3 separate regions of the Mus musculus genome follow, and all the other regions are linked to region 3. A link is a loop called in an ENCODE intact Hi-C map of the cell type or tissue named here. Cell type or tissue: left cerebral cortex. All regions are shown on one strand. Links, peaks and the distances in the headings refer to the core of each region. The heading gives the core; the rest is flanking DNA.

Region 1 (10,368 bases), core at 3,385-8,384, 75 kb after region 3:
TTGTGGAATGTGATTCTTCCTGCTGCTTGTTCTAGGACGTATGTGGACGACATCTGCAGACTCACTTCATTCCTCTTCAACTTTAGAAATCTCAATTTATAGAGAGGGCGATGATGGGAACTTGTTTTAGATAGCTCTTTTTGTCTGTGGGTAGCTTGCACCTAAAGTCACAAAGGGAAAATAAGTATAACAAGAAATAGAAAAATGCACATCCAAATGCCCCTGGCAAGCTCATATCCATTCCCCTTAATGAATGTCAACTTTGGAAATTAGAATTCACGAGGAGATGAGACTTTTGAAAAATCCTTATTCTCGGGCAGGTTTTGGTATTTTTATTTCCTTGAAAAGGAACACCAATAGAAAAAGACAGAAGCTAGATTGCTTTTGTCCACAAGTTGAATCAGAAACATTTGATAATTGGCATAGAGGGATTCATCCCATGTCTACAAGAAAAAAAATAATATTGGGGAGGGGGGACAAGGAGACATCTGGGGAACAGTCAGTCCCTTATTAGTATTAAAAAATTCCCGAACTCAAGAAATAACATTCAACAACAACAACAAAGCTATATTTTCATTAGGTAGAACTGTTTTTAAAATAGCCTTCCTTCCTTTTAGCCATGGAAAGAGGGGGTTTGGACCAGCAGGGTCACTTTATAGATAACTAAAGTCATTCCCATCAAAAATTTAAGAATAATATGGATTTTTTAAAAATGGATTTGAATAAACTTAGAAATTTTAGCTGTCAAGGGGGGGAAAATGTGTCCCAGAGAGAGACAAAGGAGTGTCAGAACTCATACTTGATTCTTTCAATAAATATCATCCTGATAACTCAGGTGTCTGTTGATGTCAGGATTAAAATGCAAGCTGGACCTCTCATCCTAGAGAGATTTTAATGTGTGTGAATAGCTGCCAGTGGAAAGAATGGTCCTCGGATTTTTCAAAAGGCAAGAAAAAGCCACCAAGGAGTTGCTGCAAAAGCCTTAGTTCCTTGTCTGCAGGGACCCAGAACCTCCAGGGAAGGGTCTGAGACCTCCTAGGAGGTAACCTCCAACAACTTCTGAGACCACACCCACAGAAGGAAGCTGAGTTTCTCAGAAAAAGGAATTAGGAGAGCTGAAAATATCGATCAAATCGCTGTAATAGAACAACGGCAGCTAGGTTACAGAGCGAGGCAGCTGTCAGCGACTCAGCCAAGAACTAAGAGGATTTGAAAACATAATAACACAGAGTTCATAGAAGCCACTATGGGGTCTGAAAATTTAATCTCATGTACATTGGGCAGAGAAAACAATGAAAACTAGGGATCCCTCTGCTCAGCCCAATGGAACTCTGGCCACGCTGCGGATGTCCCATGTCAAGGGCTCAACGTAGACGCTGGAAGCCTGTGAAAAACCGGAACTAGATCATGTAAGCGCTGTGAGCCCAACAACGTGACACCGGAAGTGGCTCAAGTCCTCACCTTGATTGGAAGAGAAAAAAAAAGAAATCACACAGCACCAGAAGTAGTCCTTGTCAGGGTCTGTGTGAGATCGGAAGTGAGTGGTGCCATGGTCAACCGGGAAGCACTACCTACAAGTATCAGGTGAGCACGTGGGAGAATACCAACACAAATGAGATGATTTTTAAATTTAAACACAATTTCTATTTAATAACTAGTAGTAACTTTAAGTGTCCAACGACCGAATTTAACACAAGTCTCCAGATTATGTGGTTTCTCAGGCAAAACACCACACAGGACGTGAGTTTGAAACTCCGGAGGCTCCCACCATAAGACAGCAAGGCATGGAAGTGGAATGGGGTAAAACGAACTAGAGGGAATCTGTAAAAACAGAGGAAGAAGAATTCAAAAGACTAAATGGAAAAGGCCAGCAACAGGGAATGCCTCAGGAGACCATCCTTATTTTCAGAGTTTGTCACGGCAAAATCACCAATGACCAGTAGTCCCTGAGGACAGTCTCTGAACATCTGGGGGGGGTGGGAGGGAGAAAGGGGGGAGGAGGAGGAGGAGGAGGAGGAGGAGGAGGAGGAGGAGGAGGAGGAGGAGGAGGAGGAGGAGGAGGGAGAAATAGAGAAACAGAGACAGACAGAGACATACACATACAAAGAGACATGCACTGAAACATACACACAGAGACACACAAAAACAGAGATGCAGACAGAGATACACACAGAGAGAGAAATACACATGCTCACACAGCTTAATTAAGAAGAATTTACAGAAAGATAGCCATTAAAAGATCTGAAAATTTAGTGCTAAATTATGTGAGCATTGTGGAGGAATGAGCTCCAACCAAATTTTGCAAGTTCTGCAACCGTCTGCGTGTTTCCACTCCCCCTTAGCAGTGGGGGTATCACACACATGGCTGTCACCTCTGCTTTCTTCATTTATATTTTACTGTGAATCTCCCTTCTCCCCCGTTCAATGTGGCCAGCGGTTTCCTTGTGGAAGGACTTTACAATGCATGGCGTCTAGTGAGGCAGGGAAAACAATCTAAAAAGAAGCTCTATGCTAGAGCAAACAGTACAAACAACACATACTTAACCTCCAAAGGCAGGGCTCAAAGAACACAGAGGCTCCTCTGGTAGGCACACTGATCCTAAGCTCAGTCCATGAAACTATGGGGCATTTCCATCTCTTGAGACCAGAGGAAGATGCATTTGGAAGATCCTCTCTCTAAAAATGAAGATTGTGCTGAAACTCTTATGAAATGTGAGAACAATTTTAAATCGGGAAGAAAAAAAAAACCCATACACACAGTAAAAAATAAATGTAGGCAAAATTGACAGCCATCTATGTGATACAACACATACACACACACACACACACACACACACGCACACGGGAGTAGTAGACCTAAAGGATACATTTCCAGGCACAGATATCTGCTGGGAGGAGGTTGAAGCTCTGCTGACAAACCTCAGCAGAGGACCCCATCCAGAAGCTGAAGGCACTGGCTTATCTCTAGGAACAAACCTGTATCTATCTCATGGAACCTTTATGGGAAAGAAAAATAGTTCAGCCTAGAATGAGTTAAACAGAAACCCTTTAAAGGCTATTGGAGAATTTTTGGAGCCAAACCTGGTAGACAATTACAGCACAGAAAGTGACCCATGACTGAAGTTTGCATAATACCACTGAACTTTGTGAAGCATTTCTTACTCTCCTAAAAATCATAAAAGTAGAGGGAACAAATGCAGCCAAGGGAGCACACTCCAGTTTCTATAAAAAGTGCACTTCTCAGCCAAACACCCACATGGCTAGTCTGCAGCTCACCAATCCTAGTCATGAAGGTGTTGACAGATAGTAGACACCCTTCATGGTAAAGCCACCATCTCTGGTTCCTGCCTTCTGGAGGCTCCAGGGTCATCCCACCCTTAACTCGCTACTGTCCTGTTGACAAGTGTCTTACCTTTATTTTTGAATTAGGAGTATTTTTTAGTCCTTTAAGTCTCTCTCTCTCTGTCTCTCTCTCTCTCTCTCTCTCTCTCACACACACACACACACACACACACACACACACAGATGTACACTTTCAATACTTATTTTTATGTCAAGGTGGTGTCAACTCCTGACACAATCAATGTACAAGAAGAGAGGTTTAGGGCACACACTCACCAAGGACAGACTGTCATGACAGGAACAGCATGGCAGGCATCAGCGTGTTGATCTGTGGCATTGAGAGCCTGCATGGGGCCTTCTCACGTTTGGGTGGATTAAACCGCCAAGAGTTAGGTCAGAACCAACCAGCTCCCTCCTTCCTGCCCCAATGACCTACTTCTGCTAGGGCACAGTCCCAAAGGTTCCACAACCTTCCTAGACAGTTCCACCAGTTTGAGACAACTGAGCCTGTGGGGAAATTTCACACTCAAACCTTAATGACACTGAGCCAGGAAAGTGCAAAATACTTTTTGAAAATAGTTTAATTTCAATTCTGTAAAAAGGACAGAGAGAACTCCTTTGAAATGGATTGATTTAGTTTTTAGCTTGCAAAGTGCACCCCAAACGATAGTGTAGAAAATGCACAGTTTTCTATGTAGCAAGTGAGGGCTGAAAACAACACACTAATGGAGATAAAATGCAAAGAACTGGGATATATAGTAACAATTCCAACTGCCAGCGTGAAAGATTCTTTTATTTATATATGTGAGCTGTCCTTGTAATTTCCCTACTGGGTTGATTTTACAAGGAAAAAAAAAATGCCTATCCTATCGACCACAGTGTCATTCATCACGGTGTTAGGGGCTCCAATCTAGGGATTCATCATCAGGGTTTGACAACAAAATCCATCGGCTCAATACACCAGGCTTTAGCGGGAAAGTGAGTTACAAGTATGTAATGCCCCTTGGTGTCTTCTCCGTGAGTCCGTTGTATGGGTGCCCTGTTGTTGGATGGTGGTGGTGGTGGTGGTGGCTGTTTTTAGATCTGAAATGTTGAATGCAAAAGCAAGTGGCAGGAGCCTGATAGGCCTTTGCATCCTCACTTTCTCCGTCCCATCTCTCTCTAATTCTCCCAATCCCCAGCTTTCATTCAAATATACCAAAACAGCATGAAATCAAGATGAGTTCATCATCTCTAATTTGTGCTTGCATGTCGACTGTAATCGTCTTGTAAGCATTAAAAGCCAAGCTAAGACACTGCCTGTCTTAGATAGGGTTTCATTGATGTGAAGAGACACCATGACCAAGGCAACTCTTTTAAAGAAAACGTTTAATTGAGGTTGTCTTACAGTTTCAGGGGTTCAGCCCGTTATTATCATGGTGGGAAGCATGGCAGCATCCAGGTAAACATGGTGCTGGAGAAGGAACTAAGTATTCTATATCTTAATCTGAAGGCAACCAGGAGGAGACTTGTAGCCACATGCAGCTAGGAAGAGCATCTCTCTTCCTCACTGGGCAGAGTTTGAGCACTAGGAGCCCTCAAAGCCCACCTACACAATGACACACTTCCTCTAACAAGGCCACGCCTCCTAATAGTGCCACTTCCCATGGGCCAAGGATATTCAAATCACCACACTGCATCAAAGGAAAATGGCAGAGAGACATAGAGGATGATACTGCATGACTGCCTTCCTCTAGTCACAGGTGCTACATACCTGCACACATGTATACACACACACATACACACACACACACACACACACACACACACATACACACACACTCCTATCACATGTGCACATGCACACACACTTATCTATTTATTTACTTACTTTGTTTTAAATTTTTTGCTCAAGAACTTCGTACATACACATAATGTGTTTGAGCAAATCCATCCCCATCCTCTCCCCCTTGAATTCCTCCCCTTTTCCACTTTCCCCCCTTAATTCCATGTACGTTTTTATAAAAACCACTGAGTCCATTTAGTGCTGACTACATGTGTGGGGGTAGGGACAAACATCCACTGGAACATGGGCAGCCTGTCAGAAGCCAAATCCATGAAGAAAACTGGCCCTCTCCCCTGCAACCATCAATTGCCAATAGCTCCTCAGTTTTGGGTGGGACTCTCTGAGTCGCCCCCTGTCTATTCTGGGATTTCTCTGTGCATATTTTCTTGATGATATCCTAGCCACTATGAGTCACACACACACACACACACACACACACACACACACACACACACACCAAATTTTAAAACCAGAGAATGGTTTTAAAAGGTTACATAACATCCTAAATTCAATTAATTGGTGTCAAAACATTTGAATTCCATACCAGATCATAATACTATCTATATAAAATTAAATTATTCAAATGAATATTTTAAAATTCAGTGGATCTTTATCTGTTAAATAGCACAGACTGAACAAAATCAGTTAGTGCCAAACCTCCCTATGGCTGCACCAGAAAAAAGTGTAAATCAGTGTTCAAAGCCATGAATCCACAAGAGTAAGAGGGCCGTCAGAAATCGAGGACATGCAGGATACGGTATGGAAGCTCAGTACACCAAAACAGGTGTACCATTAGCAAAGAGCCTGGAAAATTGGCCACTCATGCCTTCACAACCTTCACAGACTAGGGAAAACCCAGGGGTAGGTACTTCCAAAGTGGGAGTAAGAAAACTTTAATATATTACAGGACTCTTGACTACTAAATACAGTGTGGGCTGGAATCTACAGTGTGAAAGAGTTTAATAGTGACAGCATCCATTTTTCTCCTTGCTGTGACAAAATTGTTTCATTTAGGGGCTGGAGAGATGGCTCAGCTGTTCAGAACCCTTTGCACTCTCACAACTGACTCTGACTCTGGGAGATCTGACTTCTTCTGGCCTTTGCAGGTACTACAGCCATGTGGCAGACACAAAAAGACCCATAAGCAAAAATAAAAATTTTAAATGAGTCATTTAGTTGATAATAGTGCCCCAAGGTCTGTAGAGAGAATCTCTTATAAGCATCACCTGTCAATAAAATAAAGTCTATGACCAATGAGCTGAGGCAAAAAATAGGAGGTGAGACACTGGCAGTAAGAGAATAAAAGGAGATTCAGGGAAAGATGCTGGGGCAGATGCTAAGGGAGATGTTGAGGAAGATGCTAAGGAAGAGGATGAAAGAGAGGTATCTAACCATGTAGAAGACTTAGAATAGTTTGAATGGGTTAAATAAGTTAGTCCAGGAAGGAGCCAAAGCTTGTGGCCTAGGCATTTGTTAATAAATAGTCTCAGAGTCGTCATTCAGGGAGCAGGAACAGGGAAGGAAAAACGGATTTTTTTTTTACAAAGGTTAATTTCTCCTAATTATTTTCATACGATTATGTAAGATGCTAATATATGGAAATCATGTGTAGGGTATGCGGGAAATTGCAACTATCCTAGAGAATTCTAAAATAAATGTGTTTTTTAATTCAAAGTCGGTAGAGGTATTTTTTTCCATTTCCATTTTTCAAGTTTCTGTATATTCTAAAATATATGTGTTTATTATATCTACAGTAGAAAATGTCCTTGTGATGTAAGGAGATGTTAGTCAGCTCTACTGAACTGGTTTCTGGGAGTCAGTTAGCCTTAGGCACTGAGAGCTATGATGACTTAAGATGGGCCCCAGAGTGCTTTCGGAGGAATCACAAACTGATGAGCATGAGCTTGTGGTCACATTGACCCCAAAAAGTGACTACACACACACACACACACACACACACACACACACACACACAGAGCGACCATCAATTACCAACAGTACCTCGGCTACAGCTGTGGCTTCGAGATCCTGGAGCAGGTGGCATTGGTTTTATGTCTCTTCATGCTTTGGTATGAACAGACAAACACACTCCTAACTCTCCCTCTGGTCCCCCTCTTCCTCTATAGTGAGCTCCAACACAGTTTGTTATTTCTGATTTTAGCAGCCATCCTGTCTGGGCTTACCTCTTCCAGAACTTCCTTCTTTTCAGTGTGTGTGTGTGTGTGTTTTTCCTCTACATGTGCATGCACACACATGTGGAAGCCCAAAGTGGATTCAGGAAATGTCCCTAATGTCTTGTCTATCTTGTTCACTGAGGCAGGATGTCTCACAGGCAAAGCTCCTTGGTATGGGTCGTTTTTCTAGACATCTTGCTCTGGGCATCCTGCCTCTGCCTTCTGGGGTGGAATTACAGGATACTCTCCACATCCACGTGGCGTTTATGTAAGTTTTGGGGGGGGGTAGCAAGTGCTTACCTGCTAGGCTTTCTCTCTAGCCCCTTCCAGAACTTTCTGTCGCAACTCTCTGTCACCTTGTCTTTTGAGATGTATCAAGTGTGCTTGACAAATGGAAGCTGTATACATTTGAGGTATGAGGTGTAGTGTTCTGATCAAATTATACATTGGACAGACATTTCTAAGATCAAGCCCATCTATCACCTCATTCGGTCTCCCTGTGTCTCTGTTTCTCTGAGATCCACTCCCTTGACATATTCCACATACACAAAACCCCAGTGACAATCACTGTCAGCTCACTGTTCCCGGGCTCTGGTGTGTGTTCATTTTGTAACTGAACGATGTTGTACATTCTGGCCAGTCTATTTCTCAAATAGAAAACTAAGCATGCCAGTCACCCAGTTAAAACCCTCAAATGGATCCTTATCGTCCTGAGGGGTAAGTTGGAAAGTCCCTCTGCTGAGAGATGGATGCTATTCCAGAAAGACCAAAAGTCGTGACACCCCATCCTGAGTCTGGAAAATCATCGGTTTACCTTCTCCAGTTTGTAAACTGACAGAAAACAGGGTTTACGAGACAATGAGAATATAAACCTTCATGTTTCATACTTGGAGTCACATAGGTCATAGATCTGCTGAACTCAAGGTTTCACGGGGGTGTGGTTGGGGGATTCATGTGTGCGTGTGAGTGGAGTGTCTGTTCCCAAGTGTGAGGGCACACATGTATGCATATGTGCAGAGACGAGTAGAATGTCCAGTCTCTTCCTCATCACTGTCTCTCAGTGAACCACAACCCACCATTTTGACTAGTCTGACTGGCCAGTATGCTCTTGGCAATTTACCCGTCTCCACCCTACAATGTTGCAGACTTGAATAGCCATGCCTGGCTTTTTACAAAGGTACAGAGAGGATTTGAACACCATTGAGCCGTCTTCCCAGCCTCCGGCAGGATATGGTTTATTAAAACCTTCATGCCCCGTCTTCTGCTACTTGTGTCTCACTGTCGGATGGTATATCCTCTCACAGAAGCAGCTCCAGCCCCACCTGCCTCTGTGTTTACACCCAGAATAGAGTGGTTCTTTTATCAGGAGAACTTTTTCAGTGGTGGACATGTTCTGATTGCAGCCTCTGAGGTACAGAGGAGACTAGCTGCATCTTCAAGTCCTGGGCTTTTCCTACACTGTAAACTGAAAGCTGGTGTCCCTCCCTGGAGGGATGGAGAAAGGGTGAAAAGAGAGGGAGGCAAGGATGGGGGAAAGAGTGGGAAATCATATTAGAAGTTTTAAATTAGCAGCAAACCTAAACGGTAGATGGGGAGAAATTGATGGTGTTAATGCATGTGCGTGCGCACGCACACACACATACACACACATACACACACACGCACATACACACACATACACACACACACATACACACACACACACACACACACACACACACACAATTCCTGTGCTTCAGGTGTCATTCTCCACTAAATAAAATGGTCTATTAGGCTTATCTGTCCCTCTCACGAGTAGTCTATAATTAAATAACCACCTTTTAAAATCCTGCTAGTCTGAAAGAAAACCATTTGAGCATTTTCCTTAGCTGATGAATTACACGGACCAGTGGTCCTTGATAAACAGGCCTGTTCTAAAGCGATACATGAGAAAAACCACTTCTAAAACAATTGATGTGGGATTAGATTCTATGTGTCCAGACTCACTCAATAGACTCTGTTCCCCAAAAGGAAGCAAGAGTCCAACAACTAGGACCAGCCACAGCCTTAGCCGCAAGACTAATCTTCCAGAGGATGTAAGATCCAGTAGGGCCACTTCAGGGAATCTGTTAGACTTAGCTTTTCCCAGAACAAAATGCTGTTGCTGCCTGTGCTGAGACACTCTAGCCAAAGGAGTGAGGACTAAACAGCTCTCTTTGACAGCCATCTCTCCTAAGGATGTTCTTCACCAGGGCCAGAGGTTTTCTCTACTGCTTCAGGGCCTGATCATGGCTGTAACAGCTGTCTGTGGTGCTGACTTTCCTAATAAAGTTCTTTCTAAAGAGTAGTTTGCCTTCTCTTCCTTTCCATGGAACCCACCATGCCATTTATATAACAGATGTCAGTGTATCTTTTTTAAGAGAATACAACTCAATCCAATTCTACCCTCTGGCATCCAAAACGCTTGTCATTTCCATAGCCAAATACTTCAGAGTGCTGACTCACTCCTGCATCAAAAAATTTCATCTAAATCAGTTCCCGGTGAGACGTGGGTATGATTCACTGTGGGGCAAATCTCACTGTTTATGAGTCTACAGAATCAAAAAGGAAAGATGCATGCTGTGGTTGGCATTAACTATAACCTTTGATCAGCTTAGCATCACCTGAAGAGAGAGAAAAGACAGAAAAAGAGAGAGAGAAACTCAGCACGTGTCTTATTGCATTGGTCTGTAGACGTGCCTAGGAGGAATTGCTTCAGTTGTTCCCTGACTTAGGAGGGCCAAGCCCACTGTGGGCAGCACCATTCCCTGGGCAGGTGGTTCTGGGCTGTATAAGAAATCTAGGAGAGCTGGTTCAAGCCAACAAGCAGAGTCCCTCGATGGTGTCAGTTTCAAGACCTTGCTTGAGTTCCTGCTCTGGTTTCCCTCAGTGATCTGAAAGTTGAAATCAAACAAAACATTTTTTCTCCCATACACTACTTTCCATCTGAAAATTTTATCACAGCTACAGAAAGGAAACTAGAACAGACTCCATGAGGCAGCATGGAGG
Region 2 (10,368 bases), core at 3,454-8,453, 100 kb after region 3:
GCCTGGAAGTCAGTATTCTGCCAGCAGTCTTCAGATGAAGATGTAGAACTCTCAGCTCCTCCTGCACCAGGCCTGCCTGGATGCTGCCATGCTCCTGCCTTGATGATACTGGACTGAACCTCTGAACCTGTAAGCCAGTCCCAATTAAATGTTGTCCTTATAAGAGTTGCCTTGGTTATGGTGTCTCTTCACAGCAGTAAAACCCTAACTAAAACACTTGACTATGGGCTAGCCAGTGAACTCCAGAGATCCCTAGGTCTCTGTCTTCCTTGAGTCTGAGATTAGTGTACATGCTAATACTATAGAACTTTAAGTGGGCTCTGGAGATCCAAACTCGCACAGCAAGTACTTTAGCAACTGGTCCATATCCTTTAGCTAACAAGTGGACTTAAAAGGATGTAGATGTGGATCCTGAGTGGCTGACATCAGGGAAAGCGAGCTCTGGTGCACACCACGGTAGCTGGTGCAGGGTGAGGATCGTGGTACAGGAGACATCAGAGCCAAGGAGACATAACTGGGGCATGCTTGGGACTTACATTGCCTGTGCTGCCTCCACATAGGAGCCTGGTGTGCCTGTGCAAGCTGGAGGAGAGCCATCATGCCGATAGAGGTTGCTGTGATCTAAATGTCTGTCTCCCCTACCCCACCCCCAGGAAGATGTCACCAAAGATGACATCATTAGGAGGCAGAGCTTTGGAGGGTATGAGTCTAGTCATAAAGTTGGAGTCATTGTGAATGTTATTGGTGCCCCTATATTAAAAGGAAGGAAGGAAGGAAGGAAGGAAGGAAGGAAGGAAGGAAGGAAGGAAGGAAGGAAGGAAGGAAGAAGGAAGAGAAGGGAAGGGAAGGGAAGGGAAGGGAAGGGAAGGGAAGGGAAGGGAAGGGAAGGGAAGGGAAGGGAAGGGAAGGGAAGGGAAGGGAAGGGAAAAGAAAAGAAAAGAAAAGAAAAGAAAAGAAAAGAAAAGAAAAGAGAAAAGAAAAAAAGCCCCAGAGAGCTCTCTGGGTCTTCTCAGCACAGAAGAATATAGACAGAATGCTCCATTTACAAGCCAGGTAACAGCAAATATGCCAGGGTCCTGATCTTGGATTCGCAGCCTCATTATCGGCCATCCGGTCGCTGAGACTATAGTGACAGCAGGCTGGCTAGTTCCTGGGTGAGGCAGGAACCAGCCAGGAGTGGAGTGAACATACAACATGCTTCTGATTTCTAGTCAGAACAGAATGCAGAAAAATGCTTCACAGCTAAGCAATATGAATGACACAACTTGGTTAATCTCAGGCCCAAAATTCAAAGCAAATGAGAAAGATAAATTGTATGAGAGACATGATAGACATGATCATTAATCTTGATTGCTAACTTGACTGGCTCTGAATTCAATTAGAATGCATGCCTCTGGGTGCTCTTGATCAGGTTTTCTTGGGGTTTTCTTGATCAGATTATTTGAATCAAGAAGATTCACCCTAAATTTGGGTGGGACCTTCTGGTGGCAACCCAGATTTAAGGACTTGGAACAAGGAAGCTTTGATTTTTGCCTGTTTGTCTTCACTCTCACTGGCAAGGTCATCTCTCCTGTGGCTGCTGCATTCCTTTGCCAATATTAGAACCACCTTCTTTGATAACTCGTTGTAGACTGAAGACCAACACTTCCAGGAAACTTCCCGGCCTTCAGCACCAGGTTGGGATTGCTGAGCCATCAAGCATCATGGACTGAGCAGTCCATGTGGTTCTCCCATGCAAGACAGCCATTGTTGAATTATCCAGACAGTGTCCTGTATGCCAATCAAATTCTCTTGTAACGTATATGGTGGTTTGAATTCCTTTTTAGAGTATGTAGTTTTAATGCGGCTTGATCAGGAATGGCTACCGTAAACTCCTGTGTTTTAATGCTTGGCCCGTATGGAGTGATACTATTAGGAGGTGTGTCCTTGTTAAAATAGGTGTGGCCTTGTTGGGGGAAGTGTGTCCCTGTGGTGGTTGGGCTTTAAGGTTATATATGCTCACGCTATGCTCAGTGAAATAGACAGTCCTTTTCTGCTGCCTATGGATCAAGATGTAGAACTCTGGGCTCCTCCAGCACCAAGACTGCCTGCACCCTGCCATGCTTTCTGCCATGATGATAATGGACGAAACCTCTGAAATGGTAAGCCAGTTCCTATGGAATGTTGTCCTTTATAAGAGCTACCTTGACCATAGTGTCTCTTCACAGCATTGGAGACCCTAACTAAGACAATGTGTATTCATTCTGCCAGTTGGGTTTCTTCGGAGATCCCTAACTAATACAATAGGACTCAAGAGAGAGTAACAAGTACCCACCAGGCATCACAATTTCCAGTTTGCTATTCTGGTGAATATGAAGTTGTTGTGGGTTTTAAAGAAGGAGGAGGAGGGGGGAGGAGGAGGAGGAGGAGAAAAAGAAAGAAAAGAAAGGAAGGAAAGAAAGAAAGAAAGAAAGAAAGAAAGAAAGAAAGAAAGAAGAAAGAAGGAAGGAAGGAAGGAAAGGAAGGAAGGAAGGAAGGAAAGAGAGAGAGAGAGAGAGAGAAAGAAAGAAAGAAAGAAAGAAAGAAAGAAAGAAAGAAAGAAAGAAAGAAAGAAAGAAAGAAAGAAAGAGAAAAGGAAAAAGGAAAAAATATGAATTTGTTGTTGTTTTTTTGTTTGGGGGGGGATGGAGTCTGATTGGCTGGCAAACCCTGAGCCCACATCAGCTAAAGCGATTAAAGCATTAGAAATTTGTGTACACAAAACATAAAGTTATTCCTGTCAAATTCAGATGAGAGATAACATCGGCCATGTGGGCAAGCCTGGAGCCTCAGGCATTTAACACAGACAAATCAGGACACACTGTCAGCAGCCTGTCCGGCCAACAGAGACAAGGCCCTATGTGTTGTGTTGTTATTTTCCTTTATGAATTTTGTAGTCACACTGCTCATTAATCGTGTTTATAATGTTAACTTTGGCACGTTTTCTTGGCTCATCAAGTATTTCCTTAATGAACTGTCAGTTCACCCCCATCTCAATTGCAATGACTTTCAAATTAAGTTCAATCTGGACTACTGGGGTTTTCAAAAATCTACACTGGCAGGAAACACAGAAAAAAAATCTCTTTCATTATATTTGAAGAGAGACAGTCATTCTGTGGCCGTCCCCCAGTGCTGACTGTGCCCAAGCTCAGTGCTGAGACCTCTGCCCATGTTTACCTGGGCACCATCAGATGCATGAGGTGACAAAACCGTGCACTGCTCCCTCACCTGCAGCCACCCTGTCCCAAATACCTGGTGTCTTTCCTCCCCTTAAAGAGAGCTGTTGGGGTCCACACTCAGCATCACCCGTGCCCATGATCCAAAGCCCACACCTTTTTAAAATCAGATTTATTCATATTATTTAATGTGTGAATGTCTTGGCTACATGTAACTATGTGCACCATGTGCATGCCTCGTGTCTGAAGAGGCCAAAAGAGGGCATGTGATCTCCTGAAACTGGTTAACAGTTGAACGTGAGCCATTATGTGGATGCTGGGAATAGAACCCCGTTCCTCTACAAGAGTAACAAGTGTTTTTAGTGGCTGAATCATCTCTCTAAGACCCAGAATCTATGCTCTGACCCTGGAGATGCTTCTACAAAGCCTATGGGAGATTTGATGGCGATCCTTAAGAATAGACTTCACCCTATCAATGAAGAGGATGCCATAGCTGGTGATGCTATAGAAACTAGGAGACTCTAAAAGAAAGTGCCTTAGTACAGGAGGGTCCTATGAGGACCAAGACTGGAGGAGCACCCTGAACTGGATAGAGGATGGGTTGGGCCATTGCAGCAGATAGAGGCATGATGGTACTGAGGACATTTGAGTAATCCCGTGAACTATCCAGTTTGGGGTCTTATCCAGTTAGGTTTCCATTGCTGTGAACAGACACCATGACCAAGGCAACTCATATAGGACAACATTTAATTGGGGCTGACTTACAGGTTCAAAGGTTCAGACCATCATCGTCAAGGTAGGAACATGGCAGCATGCAGGCATATATGGTGCTAGAGAAGGAGCAGAGAGTTCGCTATCTTCATCTAAAGGAAGACAGGAGCAGTCTTTCTCCCATGTGGCTAGAATGAGGGTTTCAAAAACTCACCCCACAGTGACACATTTCCTCCAACAAGGCCATACCACTTCCTAATAGTGCCACTTCCTGGGCCAAGCGTATTCGAACCACCACAGGGTCTCTTCACATATATGATAATTACAACATTGTTTTAAAGTCTTGCTTAAAGACCCGTGATGTTTGTGTGAAGAACATTAGTTAGTAATAGGTGGCTCCAAAACCCCAAGAACATGAAGGCCTGAATGCTGAAGTATCTCCCTGAAGTGCGAAACTGACATGTCTGCACAGCCCTCCATGTTCTCTGCAACATCATGATGCTAAGTGTGTGCAGCTCCAGTGCCCGGCTTCATGAGTGCTGACATGTGTGGGCTCTCTTGAGCTGCACACTCATAGAGTCAGGCCTGAGCCTTCTGTACTTTTGCTTATGACTCAGAACTCTGGCCTCGATTGATGGGCAAGTGGGCAAGTGGTTTCATGAAGAAAGATTACTGGGTGCAGCCAAAGGCATGGAGGTCTGTGATTTAATTACAGAGTTGAGGGAATCTGGCTGGTTTCTTCCCATACTATGTGAGAGACGCAGTCACTCTGCACAAGCCACTTGCACAGGGAAAAGGCACAAGGGACACTTGTTTTCTCTAGACTGGATCAGATGAGCCCTGATCAGATTTAAATACCCATATTACTGGGGAATAACTGCTTTTCAGTTCAGAGATGCACATGCTGCTGCTGCTGCTGCTGCTGCTGCTGCTGCTGCTGCTGCTGCTGCTGCTGCTGCTGCTGCTGCTGCTGCTCCTCCTCCTCCTCCTCCTCCTTCTTCTTTTGGTTTTGTCGAGACCTGGTTTCTCTGTGTAGCCCTGGCTGTCCTGATTCACTCTGTAGACCAGGCTGGCCTCGAACTCAGAAATCTGCCTGCCTCTGCCTCCCAAGTACTGGGACTAAAGGCATGTGCCACCACTGCCCAGCCGATGTGCATGCTTCTTAAGCACCCAGAAGGATATCAGGCAGATCTAGATGTTTGGTATCAGAATACCTCTCTTCCTGTGGAGTCCTCTCGTGACCACTATAGTGACCTCATGATCACAAGTTCACCATTCTGCTTGGCCCCATAACAGACCAAGAAGAACACATGATTTGGGAAGATGAGATGGGCAGATTTTAGACCATCTCATATGCACAGCAAAGAGCAGCATTGAGAGGACTAGAGAAGATGTTGGCTGACCCCAGGCCTTTTCTCACAGAAACAGCTGACAACCGCCCCACAATGTTCCAGTTATGGGTGTTCCCTGCAATAACAGAGAGTTTAAAATAGCACCCTTGCCTCCCCCTTCCTCCCCCAAGTGATGGGCGGCAGGCCCACGGGCCACCAGGCTTCCTGTAGGAGAAGCCTCTCTGCTTCCCTCAGAGCAGCTCTCCAAGAAAATAAATAGCATGTGCTCATTATTCAAATGAGGCTTAATTAATGCAGAACTCGCCCCCAAACTTTCCAAGACACCCATGGTAATGAGCTCCCAGCTCTCCTCCCCTCCAGCTTGTGATGTCAAGCTGAAGAGCTGCATGTGACAATAGTGCTGAGATGCTAAGAACCGGACTGCAATTTGACCCTGGGGTTTCTCAGCTTGCTGAAGTATCTCAGCCTCAAGCCTGTGTGTCAGTCCTCCTTTCTGGAGTAAAGGTGATGGAGTTGGTGATGGAGAGGACCCAGAGAGCCTCTAGGGTTATAAAAGAGACTCAGTCAACACAAAGGACTTTGAGGCTGTCTCTAACTTACATACCTGAACCAGCCCCAGCCCTTATTTTCAGCCAAAATATTTCATAAATGGTACAGCAAGAGATACTGAGTCACCCTGACCTTTATTCATGGGCTCACATCCTTGTTCAACTGAGAAGACACCTCCAGAGTCCTGGAGGGAGCAACGTTATGCCTGGGGTTCGAGCAAGACAGGATACAGGGACTAGAAAGTTAAAGCTGACAGTGAAATGGAGAAGCCTGTCCTCTAGGATCTAGCCCATGTCTCCTGATGACTGGGCATCAGAAACATCAATGCAACTGACCCAGCCAACGCTGCCTGCAGAGATAGTGCATGTTTTCCTAACGATATCTCAGTCGAGGCTGAGAAAAGAAACACATGGGCCTGAAGAGATAGCCCATCAGTTAAGAGCATGTTCTAAACTCGCAGGGAACCCAAGTTCTGTTCTTAAGATCCACTTAAGCAGCTCACAGCTGCCTGTAAATCCAGCTCCAGGGAATCTGACGCCCTCTTCTGGACTCCAACAGCATCTGCAAGCAACACACACACACACACACACACACATACACAGTTGAAACTGTCCTTACTAAGGGTTAGGAAGTACATGGCCTTGGGGTTCACACAGTTACTAGTCCACTCTCATCCCTAAACCCAAACAATGTAAGTTGTAATATCATCTTAGAACTTTACTTATAAAAAGAAAATCCCTTTAGAGAAACAAGTGAAGAGCTTGAGAGATGGGTCAGTCCTAAAAAGCAACAGCTGCTCTTGCAGAGAACCCGAGTTCCGTTCCCAGCACCCACATGGCAGCTCACAGACAACTGTAACTCTAGCTCCAACGGATCAGACACCCTCCTCTGATCTCTATGAGTACTGTATGCATATAGCACACATACATATATGCAGGCAAAACACTCAGACACATAAAATAATAAAATAAATCTAAAAAAAATTTTTTAAAAAAACAAGGAAATTCAATCACTATATTTTTACCTAATTTTTAAGTTTCACTTCATCCTTTAAACCTTGCTGTAAATTATACCTTCTGAACAATGGTGCCTGAAAAGCCACAGAATTGTGTATAAAATTCTCTCTAAATGCCCATGTTCAAATCAGAAACATTGACAGTTATTCTCTGTGTAATAAACTCACTGATTTCCCCCCGCCCCGTGGTGTAGTTAGGGGTCTAGCTTTACCTGAGTCAAGGTCTCTGAGTGGGACGGGAACTTCTCAGTCTCTGACTGCAGCGTCCAGTCTCCCCACCACGGTTGACAAAGGACAGAGTCCTCTGCAGGAGTCCCACAGACGCCAGATGCTGGTGCAATAATACAGCCTCTTGCTTTCCCCACCTGTGAGGTAAAGGTCTCCATTCACCTGTGATTCACCAAAGCAGGCTGGCCACCAGGAACAGTGGAGAACGTCCTACAGAAAAAGACAGCCTCTCTGGCCCTCTCCAAGGTCCTGAGAACATCCCTGGACTCCAGTCCACAGAGATGTGGGTAACCTGCCATTGTCAAAAGCCTCCCTGGGAACAGAGAAGGTAGACAGAGGAGGCAAACACTTTCCTTTTCTCCTGGATCCCATTCCTCCTGGTTCCCATTCCTTACATATTAAACACGCCACTTGCAGATTCATTGAACGAAACACCAGGGGCTGGGAGATAGCCTGTCACATTAGCGATTCAACGATCAGAATTCAAATCCCCAGCACTGGGGCACTCTGCCTGGAGCCTCAGTCCTTCCACCGTGGGCTCTGTCAACAGGAAGGCTTCCAGCCTTCCCTGCACAGGGCAATAATGCAGCCTTGCCCCCTTTCAGGCTTACGTTCACTTATTAATCAATAACCATGGGGCTCAGTGCAGAGGCCACCGGCTTGAAGAAGAGCATGAGAACACAGGGTGTTTGCGGATTCAGCCTGATCGCATGATGCTTCCGTGATGTCAGAGTCATGGCCTCCAGGACTACACCTGGATCCACTCTCTCTGATTTAACACCTTAATTGAAGAGGACATAACAGGAAGGTACTGGAGAAAGTCAGAGTACTGCCAATTCCCCAGTAGAGAAGTAGTTCCCTCCCCCCCTCTCAGGCACAAACCCTTTTCACTCCTCCATCCACTTAAGCCTGTGATTCATGAATGAAATTAATAGGAACCAACCAGGCGTGGTCATGCCTGTGGTGCTACGTCCAGCAACAGATGTCTCCTACAGCGATTGTATTAGAGTAACCGTAGCCCGAAAACGCAGCCTGCTCATCAGTGCCTGATCACCTTAACTAACAAGGCTGGTGGTGACACTGGAAAAGGTAGCTGGAACCGGGGCTGTGCCTAAGCTGCCCCTGCCAGCTTCAACATACCTCAAAGTCAGTCACTTATCTGTTTCCTCCATGGGGAAACTGAGGAATGTCTCTAGTTTCGGGCGTGGATCTCAACTCTGGTATTTATGCCTCTGTTAGTGAGTGTCTGAGGTGACCCAGGGGCCCTGGAGAATCTGGCTTGGGACGGGAGAGATGCTTTTCATCCTAAATCACCATGGTTACCCCAAGTTTTGACAGCTTAATATGGTCTGCCTGTTTGTGTGATCCTGTCCTGGCCAGTCTGCTGGTCAACAGAGGAGCAGCACCTCTTCCTCTGCATTCAGCAAGGTCCACTCTCACCTGCCCTCCTCCCCTGGCCTCCTCCCACTTTGTGTGAACACAATGAAGCCTTAAAGAATTTTAGGTCCCCCAAATGAGGAAAACCATGGGGTATTTATCCATTTTGCTTGGATGGGCTCTCCTACTCTAAGCCCTTCACAGCTTAAAAGACCAGATATCAAACGAACCCACACAGCCCTATCTGTATCCAGAGGCCCAAGAAAATACTCAAATTTCAGAGAATCCTGGAAATTCAGCTAACTCCACCCTCCTTCTTGCTGTTACCCAACGCATGAACACACACACACACACACACACACACACACACACACACACACACACACACTGCCTGGCCCTCTCTTCTCCTAGACTTGTAGGTAACAACTTCTGCTTTCCACCTTCCCAGGAATCCCTGTGCCATGTTCTGTCTCACCATTGAAATGACCCTTGAGCCTTAGAAAACATGATCTACCAGAGCTCTGGCTCTAGGCATGGGGTGCACACAGTGGCCAGCCTCACTTTGCCTACCTGCTTTGGTCCTAGGTTACATTCCTAGTTTCCTTGTACAGAGTCAGACAGTCTGGTGTTTATTCCTGGCCTAGCAACCCATACCCACAACTTCATCTCTGAAATTTGCTTTCCTTTCCTCCAAGGAAAGGAGTTATTGGTATTTGGAAGGCTGAGGCAGGGGCGGGGGTGGGGGGAATCACTGCAAGTTTGAGGTCAGCCTAGGCTATATAGTGAGACACTGTCTCAAAAGGGGGAGTGGAGGAAGAAAGAAAAGGGAAAAGAGCAGAAGGGAGGCAGAGAGGGAAGAAAGGATGGAGGGAAGGAGAGATGATGGGAGGAAGTTGCCAGCCTTTTCTCTTTCAGTGGGTGCTGTAAACATCTGTCTCTAATACTCACCAACACAGCTATAGTCTTCATAAACCCCATGAAGATTCCCAATGTGAGGGCACACAGCCATTCACTGTACACACACACACACACACACACACACACACACACACACACACACAATCTCATCTCATGCAAAGCCCCCTCAGAAGAGACAGCACACAGCCCAGGCTCAGAGCCACATGGTGGATGGCAGTCAGCATGAGCATTTGGACACTGTGTCCATAGAGACTCAGAGGCAACACATCAGAGGACACCTGCACACCACGCTTACTGCAGCACCATTCTCAGCAGCCAAGATGTGGAATCACCCTGAGCATCCATCGATAGACCATCGAATAAGTAAGACCTGGCACACATACACAGTGGAATTTTATTCGGCCATAGAAAGGATGGAATTATGTCATTTGTATGAAAACGGATACAACTGGAGACCACTGCATTAAGCAAAATCAGCCAGACATGGAGAAGAAAATACTGTATTTTAGACTCATTTGTGGGCCCTATACTTCTTTACAGAATTTTCATGGATTCTTAACAGATCCAAAAATAAATAAATAACTACATCCATGTGCCATGAAGGCAGACAAAGACCTGGAGAAGGAAGGAGACGAAGCAGGGGAAGCACATGGGATGTTTAAAGGAAGTTGTCCTTATGCAACCCAGCTCTGTGGATGTGTAGACACACTGATGAGGCTCAGGACCACTGCCTTCATCCCAAACTGCACCAAGACCCATGTTCCCCAGGCCTGGGGTAGCTAAGGCCTTTGCAATTTAAATTCCTTTGCAATTTAAAAACATTTGCTCAGTTAAATATGAGCGTGTGACATACACTACAGAAGCCAAGGAGATGGCTCGACAGTTAAAGCACTTTCCATGGAAGCACAAAGACCAAGGTACAACCCTGCCCCCAGAAACCCACATAAATGAAGGGAGGGGGTAAAAGGAGGGGGTGTGGAGGCTGCCTATAATTAAAGCCTGGGAAGGCAGAGTTAGGGAATCC
Region 3 (10,368 bases), core at 3,053-8,052:
ACAGAGTGAGTTCCAGGACAGCCAGGGCTATACAGATTAACCCTGTCTTGAAAAAAAAAAAGTTAAAAGTCAGGAAATAGAGGTGGGACATCTGGGAGAAGAAAGACACATGGTACCTGAGCACAGGTAGCCAGCCATGTGGCAAAATGTAGGTTGAAATAATTGTATTATTTTAGTTATAGTCTAGTCAGAGTGGAGCCTAGCTATATGGCCAAGGTGTTTGTAAATGTATTTTGGATCTGAGTCTTAGTTCTAGGAGCATAGGGCTGGGAGGAAGAACCAGGGTTAACTACAACATCAAAAGAACACTCAGAGAACAGCAGAATACGATCCAGACAGCAGTCATTATAACACAGTGAAGAAGAAGGCCAAAAAATTTCATGTCAATGCTATTAACATCATTTTAAACAGCATGGAGAGATGATGCTTCTAGTGCATTGGTTTTTAATAGATGAATGAGTCCAATCTTCCAAGAACAACGGAGTAAAATCTGCTTCTGAGGGTTCCCACCCACGGCTTATGAATACATATCTTTATTTCGTGTCTAAAACAAACAGGAGAAGCTAAGAGACCAACATATTAACCCAGTTGTTTCTACTGGAAACGTAAGTGATTTTTCTTCCTTTTATGTCTCTTAAGTTTTGTTTCTCTGTGATAAACACACATAACTTTTATAGCTGTGGATGCCTCCATTAGTAGATCATGCTGGTTAGTTTTTTGTCAACTTCTTACAAGCTAGAGTCACCTGGGAACAGGGGACCTCAACTGAGGCACTGCCTCCCTCAGATTGGTTTATAAGCAAGTCTATGGGACATTTTCTTGACTGGAGACTGCTGTAGAAAGCCCCAGCACACTGTGGGCAGTGACATCCCTGGACAGGCTGAGCAAGCCATAGGGAGCAAGCCAGTTATCAGCATTCCTCTATGGCCTCTGCTTCTGTTTCTGCCTCCAGGTTCTCGCTTTGAATTTCTGCCCTGATTTTTCTCCATGATAGACAACTGCAAGCTGAGATGAACCCTTTTGTCCTCTGGTTGGTCTAGGTGAGGGTTTTACCATAGCAACAGAAGGGCAAACTAGGATATTGATAAAAACAACTTGATAATAGTTGACAGTGAGCACAAATGCTCTGCAGAGTTTATGTCAACCATTCACACATCAGCCACAACCTGTATCTGTCTGGAAACAACTCCCATGCAACCTCAAGGCAGGTAGAACACCAATCAGGACAATACACCGTGCTGTCTCTAAGGTGCCAACAGGCAAAATTATCATAGTCCCAAGTTTTTTGTTTTTTTTTTTTCATTGCATTTAATTTTGGAGCAGAAAATCGGGCCTGATTTATCAGGCTCTTTCTTATTACTGATTAGCAAAACATCCAGTGATAGAGACGTGAATATCACATCTGCACTTGCTTCCCGAGCAACGAACGGCTCTGTCTCGCTGACTGTGCGTTTCCTTTCTGTCCTCATCAGATGCAGCTCCAAGGTTCATCTCCGTGACACGCGGATGCCAGATGCTCTTCCTGATTTGAATTTCAAACTCCACAGCAACAGTCATCCAACCGTGCCCATCGCTTTCCAACAAGCAGGTCTAGACCCTGACTCCATCTTAAGCTCCACGGTGGCCTTCAAGAGTGGCCTCCACAGCTGCTAGCCTGCCACTCTGTCTGACCACCACTTGGGGGACTATTTCGAGTGTCTTCTACTGCATGTGATGACGGTGTGATAGCATATGCAAATTGCTGCTGTGTGGGAACAGCCTCCAGAGACCCTGGGGACAAGACCTGGCAATGTCCCTCTTGCTTCAACCTGTGCTTTTGATTCCTCTGTCAGATATCAATAGCAAGCTAGCCTCCTGAGATGGGAGTCAGACACAGAGTTGTTACAACAACTCTAAGGAGTTGTTATAGTCAAGTGTCTTAGCCATCAAGACTTTTCACAATCTGACTCTCCGTCTAGGCAGAAACCCATTGTTGTAGGTTGAAGGCTTGTGCTCATCCCAAACTCACATGCTGATAACTGACCTCAGAGTGACAGCATTAGGAGATGAGACCCTTATGGAGATAGTTGAGTTAAGATGCAATCATGAGAACAACATTATGAACTAACCAGTACCCCGGAGCTCTCTTGACTCTAGCTACATATGTATCAAAAGATGGCCTAGTCGGCCATCACTGGAAAGAGAGGCCCATTGGACTTGCAAACTTTATATGCCCCAGTACAGGGGAACGCCAGGGCCAAAAAGTGGGAGTGGGTGGGTAGGGGAGTGGGGGTGGGTGGGTATGGGGGACTTTTGGTATAGCATTGGAAATGTAAATGAGCTAAATACCTAATAAAAAATGGGGAAAAAAAGATGCAATCATGAACGGGAAGCCCATCGTCCGGCCATGTGTCCCATGATATTCTATGCCCAGCCTGTGATTCCAGTAAGGCCAACTCACAGGAAAGTGCCCACCAGTTTTTAATCCATAAATAAAATGTCTTACATGTATTATAGTTTGCACTTACCTGGTTGTCCTAGTTGATCTTGTCAACTGGACACAACCTACAGTCATGTGAGAGGAGATGGCCTCAACTGAAGAATTACCTAGATCGGGTTTGTCTGTGGGGGGTTGTCTTCATTACTATTGACATATTAGGGTCCAGCCCACTGTAGGTGGTGCCGTTTCTTGAGCAGGTGTTCCTGGGCTGTGTAAAGAAGCCAGGGAAGCATGAGCTTGAGTGAGCCAGCTAGCAGTGTGCCTCCACGGTTTCTGCCTTGAGTTCCTGCCTTAAATTCTCTCAACCATGGACTGTGACCTGGGTGTGTAAACCAATTTGCATTTGAACAGAGTTGTTTATCACAGCCATATTAAAGTGGTATAAGGACCGTAGAAATCCTGAAGAAGAAATTGTTAAATTACCATAGAATGCATTAATGACTTCTCCAGGATCTCTCTCGTACTCACTCTGACTCCACCCCTGAAGATGCTCTCCTAACACCATCTATTGGGTCAGCATTTAAACATGTGAATTTGGAGACTTCTGAACAAATGCCAGGTCCCATTCGCCAACTGGAGCTCACATTTATTCCCCACAGAAAACTAAAGGACAAACACACTAAGGCTTGGGCTACCAGAATGATTAAGTGTCTTGGGGTCTTCCGGATGATATTTTCCTTCTTCCCAGACTTCAGCCACAGGATTCCAAAATCCATTAGTGACTGATGCTGGAGACAGAAGAGCTGAGAGACAGAGTCCAAGGGGCTGAGGAAGCCACTGCCAATTCTCCTCCTTGCACAGACCCAGACTGTCTTCCCATCTGTGTTGTTCAGTCTCCTCCAAGCAAGGAAGTGAGCATAGACCCTCCTGAGTACCATGGAGCAGCAGAAAGGATGAAAATCAGAGCAGAGCTGAGCCCTGGTTTCCTTGTTCCCCTTTGTGACACTCAAGTAGTTTAACTTGCCAGGACCACATTATGTAAAGAGCATGAACTAACACGCCTCTTAAGGGGAACTGCATCCTAGTGTTAGCATCAAACGGCATGTGGTGGGAGATTGTCAGTAATTGACTTTTCCAAGTATCCATGGGTCCATTCTGTCCCCAGTGCTTCTTCTGGGAAAATGACCAAGTCTTTCCAGTTATAGAACAACATGAGGCAGCCACTGCCATGTCAATTTTAAATCAGCTTTGATGCAGGCAAAAGAACACCAGTCCACTCGGTAGAGCCTTAGAAAATTCTGTTTGCGTGTGTATATACATGTATGTGCATGTGTGTGACTATGTGAATGGTATGTGCACGTGTGTGCATGTGCGTGTATGCCTGTGTGTATGTGCATGTGTGTACACTTATGTGAGTGGATACGTATTCATGTGTATGTCTGTGTGTGCATTTGCATGGATACCTGTGTGCATCTGTGTATGCATGGCCATGTACATAGATGTGTACTCGTGTGCATTTGCATGTGTAGCACTTGTAAGCATCTGAAACTGAACCAGCATTTTTTTTTTCTCTACTTTGTTGAGATCTCACTTCTTTACGATGTCAATATCCAATATGGTCCCTGTAAAAGTGGTTATTGAACACTTGGGATGGGTCTGACCCAAATTGGGTCTCTATACGTATGTATTTCACACTGGGTTACTGAGATCTAAAATAAAAATGAAAAAAAGGAAGTTATATTTATATGATTACATGCTGAAATGAAACATTTAGCTATAGGTTTAAGTAGTATATATTAATAAAATCAATTTTACCTGTTTCTGTTTCTGTTTTTCTACTTATGTTTGTGACTCGCATTAGACAACACTGTTCCCCAAGAATGTGAACTTGTGAAGCAGAAATTGCATAGAAAACTCTTGTATCTCACATTTAAATTTCCAAGAAGGCAATTCAGATTGGCTTACAATCTGTTACGATTAGCTACTTAACTGCAGGCCTGATGACCCCACATGGTAGAAGGTGAGAACAGACTCTTGCAAGTTGTCCTCTGAGAGACACACACACACCACCACCACCACCACTACCACCACCACCACCATCACCACCACCACCACCACCAGCAACAGCAGCAGCAGCAGATACAATAAGAATATTTTTAAAATAAAAAATAAAATTTAAGCCATGGGGCCTCAGTTCTTGAAGACCCAACCAGACATTCTGATATCATTGTTTATCTGCCCCCCACCCCATCCCCATCTTAGCCACTAGCCAGTCATCTGAAAAATGATTATTCTAAGGTTAAGCAGGCTAGCTGGAGCTGCTTGGTTGCTTCTAGAAATGTGTGCTATTGTGTCTATGTTTTTAATGAATAAGTGGCAGCAACATATTTGTGTTGATACTTAAGCTTCCTTTTGATGAAGAAATTTCAAACTTCTTGAGGTAGATAGATATAACCACTTGTTTAATCTCAGGACAAAATGAGAAGCACATACTGACTGTTTCTGTCCTAGCTACTAGACAGAGCTGAAGAAAATACGCTGTATCTGCACCTCAGATACATTGCAACTAGGGTTAGAGCTGAGAGAAAGGTTATCACCCAGAGTTTGCAAGGCCCTGGAGTGACACCCAGTACAGCAACAAAAACATTCATCAAAAGGTAAGATGTTTCCTGCTCATTTTTATCCCTCTCTGAAACCCACAGAAGCTTAGAATCCTATTAATGAACCAAAGGTACAGAGTACAAAGAGATACAAATTGGGCTATAAGAATTTAATGAAATTTGAAGAAAGTCTATTTTCCCAGGTGGTCAGGATGAAGACCACTTGCTTCTTTTACAGAGGACCCAAATTCAGTTCTCAGCACCCACATAAGGAGGCACACAACCGCCTTTAACTCTTGCTTAAGGAGATCTGTCGCCCCCTTCTGGCCTCCATGAGAATCTACACATATACTTATACACATACACATACATACACATATACATAATTAAAAATAAAAATATAGCTTAAAATAAATATATACTTATATCCACAATAAAATCTACCACCCCACAGTGTAGTGGTCACTAATTTTAATATATCATTGAAGATGGCCAGAAAAGTTCCTACTGCCTTGTGTCTACTAAGGAGCAAGCATGTTTCCTTGTGTTCACCGGGGCAGAGCCTGGACCATATGCAAATGCATTGCCATTGTAACCAATCACACCTCGGTAGCAGAAGTGGAAACATGAAGGCCTTTTACTTTTATGATGTAAATACTCTCACCTCTTCGCTTTGAAGCCACTCATCTCTGTTGATTCTAATTCCCTTTTCCCCCCAGAGTGTTTCTAGTCTATTGTTAGATGTGAGCTTCACTGTTGCAGAGTGCCCAAGTTTGATGTGGTTATTAAAATGGTGCCGATATAAATTACCATAGCGACAAACACAAATTCATAGCCCAATTTATCCTGTGGGGGCTGAAGTCTTCTACAGCTCTTGGAAAAGTACAGAGCAGATGAAGCAAAGACTCAGAGGCTCAGATACCCATCATCGTTAACTGATAATAAAGCCCCGGCAGCCTCCAGTAATGGACAACACAAGCCATTTCTTCTGATGGCCTGAGTGTGAGCCCATCTTCACCTGTGTGGCATGTGTTTATGTCCATCATACACGGGCTACATTCTGATGACCTTGGAGAAGGAAATATCCCCACCACAGCAAAGGACTCTCTCTGTCTCTTTTACTTGTAATTATTTCAGGCTTGACTGATAGCCATGGGGTCTCTGTCCCTTAGTAATTAACATGAATCTAAACAGTAAAAAGGACAGACACCAAAAGAAGGACAGATCCCTTGCACCAGACAGCAAATACAGTGCTAAATATAGCTGAGGAAAATATATGGTTGGGGGGTGGGGGCTCTTCTCAGTCCCGTCCCTGTTTGACAGGCACATAGATCTCTTGTTGCTCCCTCATCCAAGTGCAGAAGTTAAAAATAAGAGGTAACACCTGTGTTCTTAAGCAGCATTCTCTGGTGACAACGGCTTTCAAGGGACCGGTGTATTTTTGGATAGGCACACTGAGACATCCCTTAAGCAAAAAAAAAAAAAAAAAAAAAATCCTCGGGAGGATTTAGGGTTGCTTCCAGCAGGAGAGCATTTGTGAGTTTATCCTTCCCTGTGTGTGATTGTGGACAATGTTAGAAGACAGATCCATCCCTGCATGTCCTTTTCCCAAGACTTTGTTCCATGGCTGAGGACTCTATGCCCTTAATATCAAACGCTAACGGGTCCCAAATAGTGAAAATCCCACCAATTCTCTAGGTGTGAATTTGAAGGGGGAAAAACTCATCTTTCTCCTATCAATGTTGGGAACTAAACACTATTTTTATTTATGTTTGTATGTGTGTGTGTGGGGGGGGGGTGCATGTGCAGGCACATGTGTGCGTATAGGTGTGCCTGTACATGTGTGTGTATAAGCATGTGGAGTCCCTAGGTTCGTGCCAAGTGCCTCTCTTGATCATTCTCCACCTTATACATTGAGGGATGGTCTCTCACTGAACATGGAGCACACGATTCTGACTTCTCTGGCAGCCAGGACTACAGGTGGACCACAACACCCACACGGCTTTTAAGCGGGTTCTAGGTTACCCATTCAGCACCCTCCCAGCCCTGGGAGAAAAAAAATTAGAAGTGTTGCCTGAAGGAGCCATACTTGCATTAGCTCAAAATAGTTTTTACTTCCTTATGTTGTTGGCACACTTTCAAACACTAGAGATTCATAATATAAACAATCCAACAAACGCTTTTGGAGAGATGGCTCAGCACTTAAGAGCACTAGCTGCCCTTTTGGAGGACCCAGGTTCAATTCCCAGGGCCCACATAGAGAGGCAGGGGAGAGAAAGGGGGAAAGAAAAGACAAAACTGAAAAATAAATATAGAATCCAAGCTGAAGGGCGAAGGGAAACGGACTCTGGCAGATGTCATGTAGAAAAAACACCTTAGATGCCAACCCAAACTGCAGTTAGAAATCAGCGAAGTTACAGGAGCCAAAAACCAAACACACAAAGGATGTTTGTTTCTGTGCATTAACTTGATCTATTGCAAAAAGAAATGAAGGAGACACTCCCATTTACAGTACCTTCAAAGAGGGGTAAATTTAACCAAACAGGGAAGAATTCATTGTGCCAAAAACAAAAACACTGGTGCAATTTTTTTTTCCTCATTTGAAAAACAGGGAGAAACATTTCATTCATTTGGAGGACTCCAATAAAGAGTTTATCAAGCACACACACATAGCGACTCTAAAAGGCTCTCGAAAGATACTGAACAAGTTATAATGTCAGCTGTTTCTCTCTCTCTCTTTTCTTTCTTTCTTCCTTCATTTCTTCCTTCCTTCCTTCCTTCCTTCCTTCCTTTCTTTCTTTCTTTCTTTCTTTCTTTCTCTCTCTCTCTCTCTCTCTCTTTCTTTCTTTCTTTCTTTCTTTCTTTCTTTCTTTCTTTCTTTCTTTCTTTCTTTCTTTCTTTTTTTCCAAGCCAGGTTTCTCCACCCAACCCTCACTCTGGCTCTGAAAGGTAGGGAGAGATCTAGAATTATAGCAACAATGAAACAAGAGCCTCAGAGAAGCAACTCTGAAATAAGAGTCCGAGAGATAAGAGAGGGCCTTCATTCTGCATCTGCTGAGACTGGTGATTCCCCCCTCCCTCACCAGTCATCTTGTAGGTTTTACATAAACCACAATGGCCACTATAAAGTGACATTTCAAGATCCAACCTTGGTCCAGGTAGGAAAAAGAAGGTTTCAGCTTTCTCCATTATACATCGACTCAAAATGAAGCACCTCAAGAAGCAAAGATAACATCAGCCACAATATAATTCTCCCTTTCTTGTGCAGAAGTATTGGAAATACCAATGGAGCAGGGGGGAGTAAGTTTGAGAATCTCATGCAGGGGAATGCTCCTTTTGATGGAGTATTTCCCTGCAGCTTGGAGGCAGGTGAAAATGTTTCCCTGGGAAAGAAAAATCAGTCTTTTTGATTTAAAGATGCATGGCTGGAGGGGCTGGGGATGTTTCTCTGTAGCTAGAATTCCTGCCTAGAACTGATGAAGCCCTAGGTTTGATCCCAGGCACCACATGCTCCTGGCATGGTGATGGAATCCCCATACTAAGAAGTGGAGGCAAGAGGATCAGGCTGGGCGTGGCGGTGAATACCTTTAATCTCATCAGAGGTAGGCAGATCTCTGTGAGTTTGAGGCCAGCTCCGCCTGCGAAGGTAGTTCAAGGACAGCTAGGGCTCTGTAGAGAGAGCCTGCATCAAAATAATAACAAGAACAAAAGGATCAGGATTGTTAAGGTCATCCTCAGCTGTATAATGAGTTTGAGGCCAGCCTGCGCTACATTAGTCTCTGTCTCCAAGAAAGAGAAGACAGAGTGGGGAAGAGGGGGGGGGGGAGGAGGAGGAGGAGGAGGAGGAAGAGGAGGAAGAGGAGGAAGAGGAGGGGGAGGAGGAAGGAGATGAGGACAGAGAGAAGGAGGGAGAGTAGGAGGGAGAACCTTGGGGCTTCTGAGATAGTAATAGGTTTTCATTAGACAGAGATGGGTAGAAAACAGGCTTGAAAGTCCAAAGACTATGGGCTGGAGGATTTTAGCATAAATACTTCCTTTTCAATGTCACAAGGCAGGATTTCTCTCCTTGCTCTTATTCAGGGCCAATCTGTCACCTGAGGTCTTATGTCATAATCCAATAGGGTGGCTCACCTTGATTTCAGCATGAAAAATGGCTTTTTCCACGCTGCCTCCCTAGAGAGGGAAATGGGTTTGAACTTGTGACATGCAACAGAGTAGTCATCTTGCTGAGTGATGGGGGATGGCAAAGGTTAGCGTGGGCGGTCAGAGCCTGTGCTTGCATTGACTCTGCAGGGACTTTATGGCTCCCCTCCAAACCTAGAGCATGCATATTCCTACCATGTGGGAAGCAATGTTGTATTTAAAAGCAGTTGGGTGGAAGTGAGTGTAGAGAGATTGCAAATGCAGAAAGAGGAGGCCCCGCCTGGAAAATCATTATCCACCTCTTCCCCTTTGGAGGGAGGAAAACATATCTTCAGTCTAGCAAGTGTTTGCAGCTCTACATGGAAACCGGGTGACGCTGTAAATAGGTTCTGGTTCGTTAAGGCTGACGCACAGTGATTGCAATTGATTAACAGAAGGCAGACATTTACAACAGTGTGGTCAATACAAGAAACGGGAAAAATTCTGAGCTTCCCATGGCAACATTTGGGATGTTTTATTGTACCAGAGGGCCTGGAGGTTCCTCCTTGGAGGCCTCGCTCTCCAGTTTTCCTGTCAAATTTTGGAACCGGCCACTAGGCATTGCTCCAATAACCTCTCTGTTGCTTAAGAGAGCCACACATGCCTCCTGCCACTTGGGCTGAAGAAGCTTAATTCAGACAGCACAGACATTCATCATCTGGTCAAGGGAAATAGATGCCCCGTTCTCAGAGCTCATTAGATATTTCAAGGTCCAAAAGAAAAAAAAAAATAAGATTCAGGAAAATGAATTATCAACATGCTGTAAAACTGGCCCTAAACCTTCGAAGAGCAAACGCAAACCGATCAAAGAAGCCAATTTTCTCCTGATAGCCTATTTGTCCGCCCAGTTCTTCCCTACTGTTGATGTTGAGTTGTTTGTTTTCTGGTTTTTCAAGACATGTTCTCACTGTGTTGCCCTGGCTGTCCTGGAACTCACTCTGTAGAACAGGCTGGCCTTGAACTCAAGGATGTGCCTGCCTCTGCCTTTCAAGTTCTGGGATTAAAGACACGTGCCACCATTGCCTGCCCCCTTTGCTTACAAGAGGTATTTGGGGATTTGGGTTTGAGTTTGGTTTTTGTTCTTGTAATTTTATTGCAGTATCCCACTTCAAATTTTTTATTCCGCATTTTCTGTTTATTTTTTATTTAATTTTATCTTTTATCTGA

What was found. Hi-C counts contacts between places; a loop is a spot of excess contacts. Peaks named below come from ENCODE experiments on the same cell type or tissue, not always from the same donor. Only the 100,000 strongest peaks of a DNase experiment are listed, where the experiment ranks them.
Region 1: a loop joins it to region 3, with 2.2 times the contacts of the local background. A loop is called at or near these places in 2 of 42 quality-filtered maps.
Region 2: it touches region 3 in a loop (2.6-fold over the local background); 2 of 42 quality-filtered maps call a loop at or near these places.

What each region holds. Positions count from the first base shown.
Region 1 is chr5:125,828,983-125,839,350 of GRCm38, reverse strand. It overlaps Gm40327 (a long non-coding RNA gene), which reads left to right and starts at 1,446. Exons shown (of 3, transcript XR_868522.2): 1 at 1,446-1,584; 2 at 6,182-6,273. In left cerebral cortex, for the core only: a CTCF peak has its summit at 6,246; DNase peaks (open chromatin) are centred at 6,203 and 7,043; H3K27ac peaks cover 1,605 bases.
Region 2 is chr5:125,800,648-125,811,015 of GRCm38, reverse strand. No RefSeq gene overlaps it. Among named protein-coding and RNA genes, the nearest start is that of Gm51294, 24 kb to the right of the region's middle. In left cerebral cortex, for the core only: no CTCF peak of the experiment used is centred there; DNase peaks (open chromatin) are centred at 4,600, 5,457 and 6,308; H3K27ac peaks cover 1,596 bases.
Region 3 is chr5:125,903,594-125,913,961 of GRCm38, reverse strand. Gm32986 (a long non-coding RNA gene) reads left to right here. Exons shown (of 3, transcript XR_377070.2): 3 at 1,473-2,121. Among named protein-coding and RNA genes, the nearest start is that of Gm32986, 18 kb to the left of the region's middle. In left cerebral cortex, for the core only: a CTCF peak has its summit at 5,326 (motif pointing left); DNase peaks (open chromatin) are centred at 5,829, 6,429, 7,106, 7,370 and 1 more place; H3K27ac peaks cover 3,125 bases.